2 separate regions of the Homo sapiens genome follow, and region 1 is linked to region 2. The links are chromatin contacts, found by Hi-C or POLR2A ChIA-PET in ENCODE. All regions are on one chromosome and are shown on one strand. The core of a region is the stretch at or near the end of the contact, and the rest is flanking DNA. Distances in the headings are between cores, read along the strand shown.

Region 1 (5,676 bases), core at 1,680-4,179, 54 kb before region 2:
CAACCTGGCAATGGCTGAGACCACAGTCCTTGTTGCCTCCAGGGTGCAACCTGCTCTGGGCTGTCACAGTCCCTGGGGACTTCAACTCAGAAGATCCCTCAACTTTCTGGAAGGTTCCCCTCTCAGAAGATGACTTGGTCCCATCTCCATTGCTTGCGTTCAGACCTGTTTGCTGTGTGTCCACATCTGCAATGGCCCTCCCGGCGAGAAAGCTGCGGTGGACTGGGAAGGACATGTCATGTGTGGGATTGCTGCATTCCTGCAGTCAGGCGATGCTTACAAAAATGACAGCAATTGTGAAGTTTAACTGACCAAGTGTTCGGAGCATAAAACTGAGTTTTAGCGCAATAGTCAACCAATCTCTACAGATCCCTGCTCAGCACAGACTCAGGGCCAGAGAAGATGTCCAATGTGCCCCGGTCCCCAGGGCCCCTGGCGATGGCCAGCCCTGCCCCACCCCTTGCTGCTTGGCTCAAGAGTGGCCACCACGGCTTATCCTCTGTCCTCCATCTCCCAAGGCACCTGGGGCACCCTGCACTGTGTTCCCTGAGCACCAGGTGGGGTCTCCCAAGACACTGCCCCCTGTTTCTCCTAATGTCCTGCACAAGGTCCAGTTCCCATCCCCTGCTCCCGTCTCCCCAGCCTCACTCCCTGACCCCTTCCAGTCGGGAAGCAGGTTCACATCCAAACACACTGCACCCCAGAACACTTGCCCCCAGGTGGCCAGACACCCTCCACTCTCAGTCAAGGAGGCCCCTGAGGATGGCGTTGTCTTTCATCAGGCAGACACGAGAAGGAAAAGCCCGCCAATACCCTCTGAGAGCCTGTCATGCCCCTTCCTCCACTGCTTCCTGCTGCCCTGGCCCAGCCTGGGTTCAGCTGGGATCTTGCACAGCAGATGCTCCTGACTCACATCTAAATGTCCGAGCCCATCACCCCATGCCAGATCCATGGCCCCCAGAGGCCCTCCCCTCTACCCTTGAAAGAAAGTCCACATCCCTCAACCTCCAAGAGCCCCAGGCCAGACCGGGCCATCCTTCCTGGCACACATCCCCCTGAGCCCTGTGCCCCTGGCCTGCAGCTGAGCTCATGTCTCCCCATGGGCAGATGTCTCCTTCTCACCTTTGTGCAGCAAAGCCTCCACGTGCAAGCATGTCTGTGCCACACAGAGACCACTAAGATGAAGCCAGAGAACAGTGTTTCCTTTAGTTTGTGTGTGTGCACACGTGTGCATGGACATGTTTAGGCAGATGTGCGTGTGTGCATGTGCAGGTGTGTGTGTAGATGTGTGTGCCTGTGTGTATGCATGTGTGGTGCAGGTGTGTGCACGTGTGCATGTGTGTGCAGGTGTGTGTGTGCAGGTACGCAGGTGTGTGCTCATGTGTGCAGGTGTGTGCATGTGCCTGTGTGTACAGGGGTGTGTTTGTGCAGGCGTATGTGCATGTGTACACAGGTATGCAAGTGTGTGCACATGTGCACATGGATGTGTGTGTGGGTGTGCAGGTGTGTGCGTGTGCAAGTGCGTGCTATGTGGGCTGGACGTCTTCCCTGCCTCCCCTCCCCTGGAACTTTGGGCTGCTGTGGGAAGCTCCAGGTTTCCTGTCTCTGTAGGATGGTTGGCCTGGCTTGAGCCCAGACCGGGGGACCTTCCCAAAGCCTTTCCTTCCCTGCACATCCTCTGCGGGAGGACAGCGTCTCTGACCCAGTGGAGGGGACAGCCCAGCTCACCCGCAGAGATGGTATGGTCTGCCCAGGGTGCATTTGAAGGTGCAGGCTCTAGAGCCACCTTGGAGCAGGGCTTGGAAACAACACCAAAGCCTCTCTGTGGAGGGTGGGGAATGCAGCGGGCCAGGCCCCCACATGCTGTCCCAGAGGACTTCTTCCTAATAACTCCTGACTCCCGGCTTGGGGTGTCTGCTGTGCAGCTTTTCCACCCAGAAACGCATCTGCCAACACCGAGGCCACAGCCTGGCCCTTGCCTGTCTTCTTCCTGACCCCAGGTCAATCAGCTGGACAGAGCCGCTGCAGAGCATTCAAATTCATCACTGAGGGACTAGGAGTCATTGGTGCGGAAGTCAGAGTCTGTTAGCCCTGTTGACAACATCCTCAGGATAGAAGGTGCAGGGGGCAAAACCGTGGTGTGGTGTGTGCATTGTGTGCACCCATCTGTGCCTTCCCTGCCACCGTCAGCTCCACCGTGGTGTGGTGTGTGCGTCGTGTGCGCCCATCTGTGCCTTCCCTGCCACCGTCAGCTCCACCGTGGTGTGGTGTGTGCATTGTGTGCGCCCATCTGTGCCTTCCCTGCCACCGTCAGCTCCACCGTGGTGTGGTGTGTGCATTGTGTGCGCTCATCTGTGCCTTCTCTGTGGTGTGTGCGTCGTGCGCATGTTGGCTTCTCTGGCTGGAGGTTCCTCTCCAGGATGGCGCGAGCAGTGTGTGCTCACCATGGCTTTTCCAACACCTAGGAGAGCTCCCGGAACCTGAATGGGGATGAAAAGTGAGTCTTGGAGCAAGGAAAAAAGTGTGTCCCCCATGAGAGAAACAGCGGCAAGCAGCATCAGAGCACGGCTCCCTTCCCTTCTCTCCTTCTGCTCTTTAGATTTCAAAGGAATTGGCCCCATGGGGTGTGGGAGAAAATGAACCTCTTTTACCATGGAAGTTGCCTAAAGTACTCTGCCTGATTTTCAAAGCTAACCATTCTGTCAACAACTAGAACAAGGCCAGGAGGTGGGACAGAGCCTCACATCCCCCAAATTGAAAAGAAGAAGAGCTTCAACAGAGTGACCAGCACAGACCCCCATGCCGTGGGCTTCCCGGGCAGCTGAGTGACCAGTGCAGACCCCACACCCCGGGTTTCCAGGGCAACTGAGTGACCAGCACAGACCCTCACATCCTGGGCTTCCCGGGCACATGAGTGACCAGCGCAGACACTCACACCCTGGGTTCCCAGGAAGCTGAGTGACCAGCACAGACCCCCACATCCTGGGCTTCCCGGGCACATGAGTGACCAGCACAGACCCGATGCCAGGGGCTTACCAGCCAGGCTGCCAGAACCCACCATCTGCCATCAGCTGCACACACAAACCTTTTCCACTGGCAATATTTCAAGGCCTTCTTTTTCTTTCCTCAGCACGGAAACCATCAGGAAAATGTTCTGAGTCATGGGGTGATGACCTCAAAGTGTGTTTGTCTCGGTTTGCAGCCTGTTTGGGTGAGCACCAAGATAAACTGCAAATTGGCTAAAGCTGCTAATAAGCAGGCACTCTGCCGTCATCACTGTAAGGATGAGGTGTGTTCAGAATCCGCGGCCCCCGTGCCCCACACTCCTTCAGCAGGTCACCGACTGAACTAGCTCCATACACAGGTCCTGCGGCTTCTGGTGAGCGGCACTGCCCTGGATGCTGGTTTAGGGCACGCCCGGCATGTGCCAGGCAACCTTTTGAGGCCTGTCCACTAACAACCCTGGCAGTCAGGTGTGGTCTCACGGTCCCGTTTTGCAGATGAAGACACTGAGGCCCAGAAAGCACCACTTGTCCTCAGATCAGACACTTGGCAGGTGGCAGAGCCCACGTCAGACACAAACTCACCACCAGGCTGGCCCACTATAGCCAGGTCCCAGAGGAGGCTGCCCGCCCAGCACTGAAGCCCTCCCCTCACCAATTGCATGCTGGTGCTGGCCCTGCCCCTCCTGCAGCTCCAGCCCACTCTGACCATGCAGTGCATTCTAGACCTAATTGGAGTAGGGCCCAAGGCAACCCCACCGTCTGTAGTGTAGACATCTGAGGTCCTTGTTTTAATCCCCAGGAAGAGGTGCACTGAGGAGGAGGAGGAGTAACCTTCGTCATTTTATTTCCCGCTATTGCCAAGCGCGGCCTGGAGACAGTTGCCACGGGGGACGGGGAGGGCCGCCTGCCTGGTGCCCCTGCAGGAGGAGGTGGGCGCAGGCCTGTATTTTAAGCAACGGTGTAGTGGGGCTCCTTGTTACAGCAGCCTCCCTTCACCCTGACTAATAAATGGAACTGGAATTCAAAACAGGGAACTTGTTCATTAAATTCCTGTTAAGAAATTCAGTATAACAAACTCACGATTATCCTGAACCCAAAAGGCCCCAGGGCCTGAGTCATCAGATTTCTCTCCTGTGTGGAATCAAGGCTTGCTTTGATGGACGGCCGAGCGCTCACGAGAACCATTTGTGTCTTATTCCTGGGGCTGGAACATGGCAGTGTCCATGACCATGTTTGAGGCAGCCTTTTCTATTTGCACTAATTTCCTGTTGCTGAATAACAAATTTCCATGAGCACAGGCGCTGAGAGTAGCACCAACCCTCAGCTCAGTTTCCACAGGTCAGTGGCCTGGGCATGTTGCAACTTCACTTTCGGGTCTTAGCAGGCTGAATTCATGGCACCGGCCAGGGCTGTGAGACTTCTATGGGCTGAGGGCCACTTTTCAGCTCCCAATTGCTGGGGGAATTTTCTTCTGGAAGTTGCAGGACAGAGGTCTCTATGCTCCTTCCTACTCTTAGCTCCTGGAGGCCGCCTGCCTGCAGGTGGAGAAAATCGTTTTTAGAGGGTCCGTGTGATTAGGCCGGGTCCCCCAATTATCTCCCTACCGTAAGGTCAACTGCTTTGGGATCTTAACCCCATAACAAGCCCTCCCAGCCGCCCTGGAATCCTGGTGAACAGCTGGGAGGAAGTGTGTGCACACCAGGGCGGCAGTCATGGGCCATCTCAGAATTCCTCCAGCTGCTCCACTCAAGAAACACTTCCATTCACAAGTTAACACTCCACAGTGCCCCCCAGTAATGTTCTGAAGGAATTATCAACCCCCCCAGGAAAACAGACTCAAAAGAGATGTGGTGTACGAAGGCTGCCCCGCAAAGAGAAGGGTTCAGGGCTGGCAGAACCTCCCCCTGCCCCTCACTCCATGGCCACACTGATGTGGCTTCAGCTTAGGCCATTTTCTCTCTTCATTGATTCAATTACTCATCTATTCAATGATTATTTATTGAGCCCACGACATGCCAGGCACCGCTCCAGGGACTACGGGAACTGCAGTTTAAAAGACGTAAGTCCTCACTGTCATGGGGACCTCTGCGTGGGACACGGATGCCTGGATGAATGGGAGGCACTCACAGTGAAGCTAACGGGGCCCAGGGAAGGACCAAGCCTGAGGGAGTAGAAAGGGGTCAGGAGGTGCAGCGTCGCTAACCAGACAGAGGCCACTGATGCTTCAACATCCGCCCCCACCCGACGATCACAGCATGTCCGGAATACGGTGGCGCAGTCGGAGTTCACAGCTTGCCCGCTACGTGCCGGGCCTCAGGCTAAGGGCTTATTACATTACTTCTGTTCATCCTTTGAGATGCCTCCTACCTTTGTACCACATTACAGACTGGAAGAACAACTCAGAGCCTGAGCGCCTTGGGAAACCCACGTGGGGAGAGCTGCCACGACCACACGGGTTCAGCTTCAGACCTGACATCTCCTCCTGGCTCCTACCAGAGCCTGGAGTCATCAAAGATTCAAAGGTGCTGAGTAAAACCATGCCCTTGTTTTGGAACATGTCCACCCAGGGCTTCTATATAAAATGCTTATCGAGCCAGGATATGTATGTGACTAAAACCTTCTAGTCTGTGTTTCTACAATGCCTTAAGTGGATGAAGTAAGGCCCCTAACA
Region 2 (5,532 bases), core at 1,773-4,272:
GCACAAGCCACCCTTGCTGAGCACCTTTCCCCGCGGCCAGGCCTTAAGCACAAGCCACAGAACAGGCAAGCTTTGAGGGGCAGGGGTTCTAATCAGGCTACACACCTGCACCTCTCAGTGACCAGAAGCCATGAGATCATGCAAGTAAAAAGCGGGTGAGTGGCCACGGCCCCACTCTCCACCCTCAGGGAATGACCAGCAAGAACCCAAAGCCCTGGGATGCAGTCAGGATGCTCCAGGGAGGCAGCTGTGGGCTGGTCCCAGCACCAGGATGAGAACCGGACCCCACCGATGCCACCCTCACCTGGATGACTTTCAGAATAGGTTCATCGTGGCCGTGAATGACATTTTCCCACATCATCACCCAGAAAGAGTTCCCAGCAATACATACCCCTGGGCAGCTAAACAAGCTGACCTATTGCCATTACTTATCTTTGAACAACTACCTGCTTCCAAAGCCAACATGGGCCCAGGGCAGCCCTGTGGTCACTGGGGCAGGCAGCTACCCAGACTGCCCGAATCCATGGCGCCCTGGGCTTTACATTTCATAAATATTTTCAACATTATCTCCTATTCCTATGGTCAGAATAGAGAGTAGACAAAGCGAATTCTAAAAGCATAAAACTGAATCACATGATTTTAGCCCAACGTGTTATTCATTTGCTTTCAACCCATCAGAGCAGGTTCAAAGCAGACCTGGCTGGTCCTTAAAACGGCCCAAATCCATGTGTGGGGTTGTACCCCAACACCAAGCACACCGACGGGGCCCAGCGCTGCCGGGGCGCATGCTCACTGCAGCTGAGACGTGAGTGGATTTCCCATGAGGAGGTGCTGAAACCTTCTCTCCCCCACACACTCCTCCAATTATCCCTTCACAGGGCCTGATTCCCATGGGAACTGAGGGCTCCCTCAGGGAAACTGCCGGCCTTTCTGTAGTTAGCATTCAGACACACGACCCAAGAGAAGGATAGAGACAGAATGCAAAAAGGGGAGAAGGAACCCTGGAGCAGGAGGGATCCTGGAGAGCCCCATCAGACAGGGCAATGAGCCCAGATCCAGCAAAGAGCAGCCGCGCCCGAGCTCAGGGGGTGTGGGAGCTGTCCCAGAGCTGCCCTACAAAGTGTGCATGCTCCAGGGCACGTGTGTGCACACACATGCACACATACACAAGCAACATATGCACACATGTATACACATGTGCACAACACACATGCCAACACACCTACACACAAATGGACACATGTATACACACATGCCAACACACCTACACACAAATCCACACATGTATACATGCATGCCAACACACCACACAAATGGACACACATATACACGCATGCCACAAATGGACACACGTATACACACATGCCAACACACCTACACACAAATGGACACACGTATACACGCATGCCAACACACCTACACGCAAATGGACACACGTATACACACATGCCAACACACCTACACACAAATCCACACATGTATACACATGCCAACACACCTACACACAAATCCACACATGTGTACACATATGCCAACACACCTACACACAAATCCACACATGTGTGCACACATGCCAACACACCTACACACAAATCCACACATGTATATACACATGCTAACATATGCACACACCTGCATACAGATGCACACACACATGCACACACCTTCACACACATGCATATGCACAAACCACACACATGCAGATAGACATACATGCACACATGGGTACACATGCACACACCACATATACAAATGCACAAACCAAGCATGTGCACATATCTACACACATGCACACACCCACACACGTGCACATGCACATATACACACATGGCTGTGTGTGTACTGCAAGAAATATTTTTATAACATCTAAACCTTGGAGTTCAAGAAGCCCGAGCAGCCCCCCATGGGGTCCTCCTCCCTGGGAGCCTCTCTTCATTTTGGAAGAGATGGACAAGGGCCGGTACTGTGCAGAGTAAGAACATCAGTCAGCAGAATATGCTAGGAGGGCTCACACCTCCGGGGGAACTAGGCCCAGAGCAGCAGGGCCTACAGAGTAGCTAAGTCCCCAGGCAGGGGTGTGGCTCAGACACAGAGGCTCATGGCAGCGGCCCTGCTCTGATGGCAGAGATACTCAGGGATCACAGGGAATGTGACCTCCTTGCCACATGTGTCAGCCTTGGGAATGTGGGAACAGATTTACTCCAGTCCCTCTCCTTCCCACCTGCAAGAGCTTGTGGAGGTCCTAGAGCTCTGTGACTTTTGAGGAATATCAGGAGGAAAAGTGGGAGCTGAGGCCAGCAGAGGAAGAGCCAGAGGCTCTGCTGAGCAGCGAGGGGGAGATGGGCAAGGCTGTCCTGGCCTCACTACTGCAAGGCGAGGCGGATGCCCGGAAGGGGAGGGCTGGGCCATGCGAGAGCCGGCGGGAGGCAGCCGGGGAGCAGGGCCTACAGACTTCGGGTGGTGGCAAGGGCCCCAGAAGCTACCTCCTGAGTCATAGGGCACTGAGCCCCCAAAAGGAGCTCCCAAAGCTCTTTCTGGGTCAGTACCTGGAGCAGGGCAGGCCTGCAAACAAGGAAACCTGATGTCAGACGCAGGACAGCTATGAGGAGGAAAAGCTGCTGCAAAGGAAACACAAAAATGTTTCTAACAAGAAGCGAGAGTGAGCGGAAATCAGCCTCAGGAAGGACCCATTGTTATTTAAGATCTACGCAGTCGTACAAGCCAATTTGATGTGATGTTTGTGGTAGCTGAGTCATAACCTCCCCCGGGATATGGCCACATCCTAATCCCCAGAACCTAGGATTCTGTGACCTGTGAGGCAAAAGGGACTTTGCAAATGAGATTAAGTTAAGAACCTTGAGACAGGAAATTATCCCGGATTACCCTGGGCCCAGTTTACACTGGGTAATCACCAGGGTCCCTGTAAGAGGGAGGCGTCAGAGGGAAGGCCCCACGGTGGCGGAAGCGGAGGCTGGAGCCACGGGCTTTGAAGACAAATGGGCCAGGCCCCTGGAAGCTGGAAAACAAGGAAACGCACACTGCTGTGGGGCCTCCAGCAGGAACCAGCCCACCAGCACCTTGACTTTGCCCAGTGAAACTGAGGCTGGACTTGTGCTCTCCAGAACCGTAAGATAATATGTTTGTGTTGTTTTAAGCCACTGCATGTGCGGTAACTTTTTACAGCACCAACAGGTAACTGATACAGAGTCCTCATCGCTTTATTTTACTGAATAGTTAAAAAGCCTCAAATGAATTTGTCAGTCCACATTCCACCTTAGTCACCTAGTGTTACTTTTTAAGATTTTATTCTTTATAACTACACATTTTTCTATTGCAAAAGTTTTTAGAAACCTATGCCATAAAATTCAGAAAGACTGAGCTCCTTCCTCATCCTTCCCAGAGATAAGTCTCCATGCGCACAGGGTCCCCGTCCTTCACCATAAAAATGGAGAACTACTGGCAAAACAAACCTCTGGTGGTATCGTTATTCCAGGCTTCCAGGGAGAAGGCAAAACAGCCTGGGCTGGAGTTACTCACATCTGCATACAGCAAACTTAGTCCCAAAGCCGCTGGAGAGGTGTGTGCGCAACCCTTGTCTCGGCGGACAGTATTTTCTCTCTTGCACTTTGGAAAGGACTTGGGTCCACTGTGGGCTATTCCCTCCGACATCTGTGTCCTGCCCTATGCTCTGGGCATGGGTGGAGCTGGAGCTCCTGCACACAGCCCGGCGGCTCTCCGGCCTCCTCCCCATTGCCAGGGCCTCACGTGCACTAGTGACCCTCCTCGCATTCCCACAGGCACACGCCCTAGAGGAACGAGCCCCTAGCCAGGTTCCCACCAATGGTCGGTTCCATAATGGGCACATTCTCCAGTGGTTGCAGGGCTTGCTGTGTCTGAAACACCAGCAGATCCTCATTCAAGGAGTATGGGGCAGGGGAAGGAACAGGCTTGAAGGAGAGGAGGATGAGCTCAGAATTGGACATTTTAAGTTTGAGTTATTATGTGTTATCTAAGCAGAGAAATCCCGCACTCTTAGATACCATTGGATCTCAAGACAGAGAGCTGGGGAAAATATATAGACTTGGGAGCCATTAGCATTGAGTTCTCAATTAGAGTCCTAGGAATAAATGTGATAACCAGGACGAAAGTGTAGGCAGGGGACAAGGCGGTCAAGGATGGGATTTGGGGAAATGCCAACATTAAGGCCCAAGAAAAGCGTCAGGTAAACAGAGTGAAAATTCTACAGGAAGAATGACCCAGTGTCTTCAGTTAAAATGCACTTCACAGGGGTAGGAAACGGCTGAAGACTGAGGACTTTCAGAGATGTGCCGTCCGGAGGCCAGCTGGGTGTGCTCAGAGTCCAACGCAAGCACGCTGCACATCCTTGGTCAAAAAACCTTCAGAGGCCACCAGAGAAAGTGAACACGGACTGGGTATTGGATGACATTAGGGAATCATCACTAACTGTCAGGTGAAATGACTACACTGCGGTGATGTGAAGAAGAGAACCCATTTGCTAGAGACACGAAATAGGTGGAAGAGATGACATGTTGTCTGTGATTTATTTTAAAGCATGTGGGGACACAGCTGGAGGCAGGGTAGCAGGATGTGGCTGATTTTTCAGCCTGGACGATGGATTCGCTCTCCTTCTCTCTTTACATTTAGATGTGCGTGAGAATTTTTAAGATAAAGGATTTTAAAAGAGCAGATTTACTGTCACCCCTGCAACTGAGGCTGTGTGGCCTCTAAAGTCCACAGTCCGTGGTTTCTAACAGGATTTGTGGTCTCCAGTTCTTCTTCTCCAGGAAGACAGCCCATCCTGTTTCCCCAGCACTCCATTCTTCCATTTAAGGGGTGCAGACAGCAGCCCTGAGCTCAGCATCCCGTGGCCCCTGCACAGACACTGGCACCTCCATGCAGGCTCCTCCCCAGCCTTGAGATGCACAAAGCCAATTTGAGGCTGCAGCTCGGAGATAGCATCGGCCCAAGTGGACAGGCGGAGAGCCAGCCTCTCACCGCTCCTTAAGGCGCCTCTGCACCCTTCATCTGCCCAGGTGGACAGGTGGAGAGCCAGCCTCCCGCCACTCCTGACGGAACCTCCACTCCCTTGACCTGCCCACGTGGACAGGCGGAGAGCCAGCCTCCCCCAACTCCTGAAGGGACCTCCATGCCCTTGACCCCGTGTCCTGAGAGCTGGAGCACAACGGCCACCATGACTGTTACGACCTAAAAAGAATGACGCTGCATTTTGCCAGAGGTTTGCAAACAAAAGTGAGAGTCGGAGGAATGTGGGAGAAGAGAAGGAGGAATGAAAACCAGGGCAAGAAGGTCAAGATGGAAACCTGTGGCTCCGTGACAAACGTCTTTGAACGAGCTCAGCTGTGCCTTTCTAGGCCCACGATCAATAGGCAGCCGTTTGAACGGCCATTGATGAGCAAAGGTAACAGCTGCTGAATGTGGTGGCCAAGCGGGCCTGTGGGTTTGGGGTGCTGCCGGCTGCTGTTTGGGAGATTTGTTACACATGACAAGTGA

Evidence for each region. Hi-C counts contacts between places; a loop is a spot of excess contacts on that map. ChIA-PET counts read pairs that join two places held with the same protein, here RNA polymerase II (POLR2A). Pooled maps may share reads with other maps.
Region 1: a map of endothelial cell of umbilical vein shows a loop between it and region 2 (6-fold over the local background). The contact joins two enhancer-like sites. A Hi-C loop is called at or near these places in 12 of 168 maps with a recorded cell type or tissue (Right ventricle myocardium inferior, cardiac septum, endothelial cell of umbilical vein and 2 more), 1 of 37 single-sample maps with no recorded cell type and 10 of 50 pooled maps. POLR2A ChIA-PET finds 5 or more read pairs at or near these places in 2 of 52 experiments (CD8-positive, alpha-beta T cell and endothelial cell of umbilical vein).

What each region holds. Positions count from the first base shown.
Region 1 is chr6:169,902,892-169,908,567 of GRCh38, reverse strand. It overlaps LOC105378149. Among named protein-coding and RNA genes, the nearest start is that of LINC00242, 110 kb to the right of the region's middle. Within about 2 kb of position 2,929, at least 7 of the 41 ENCODE cell types and tissues checked have a DNase peak (open chromatin) inside an H3K27ac peak, as active enhancers do; they include endothelial cell of umbilical vein, where a contact is called at or near this core.
Region 2 is chr6:169,849,166-169,854,697 of GRCh38, reverse strand. No RefSeq gene overlaps it. Among named protein-coding and RNA genes, the nearest start is that of LINC00242, 53 kb to the right of the region's middle. Within about 2 kb of position 3,022, at least 8 of the 41 ENCODE cell types and tissues checked have a DNase peak (open chromatin) inside an H3K27ac peak, as active enhancers do; they include endothelial cell of umbilical vein, where a contact is called at or near this core.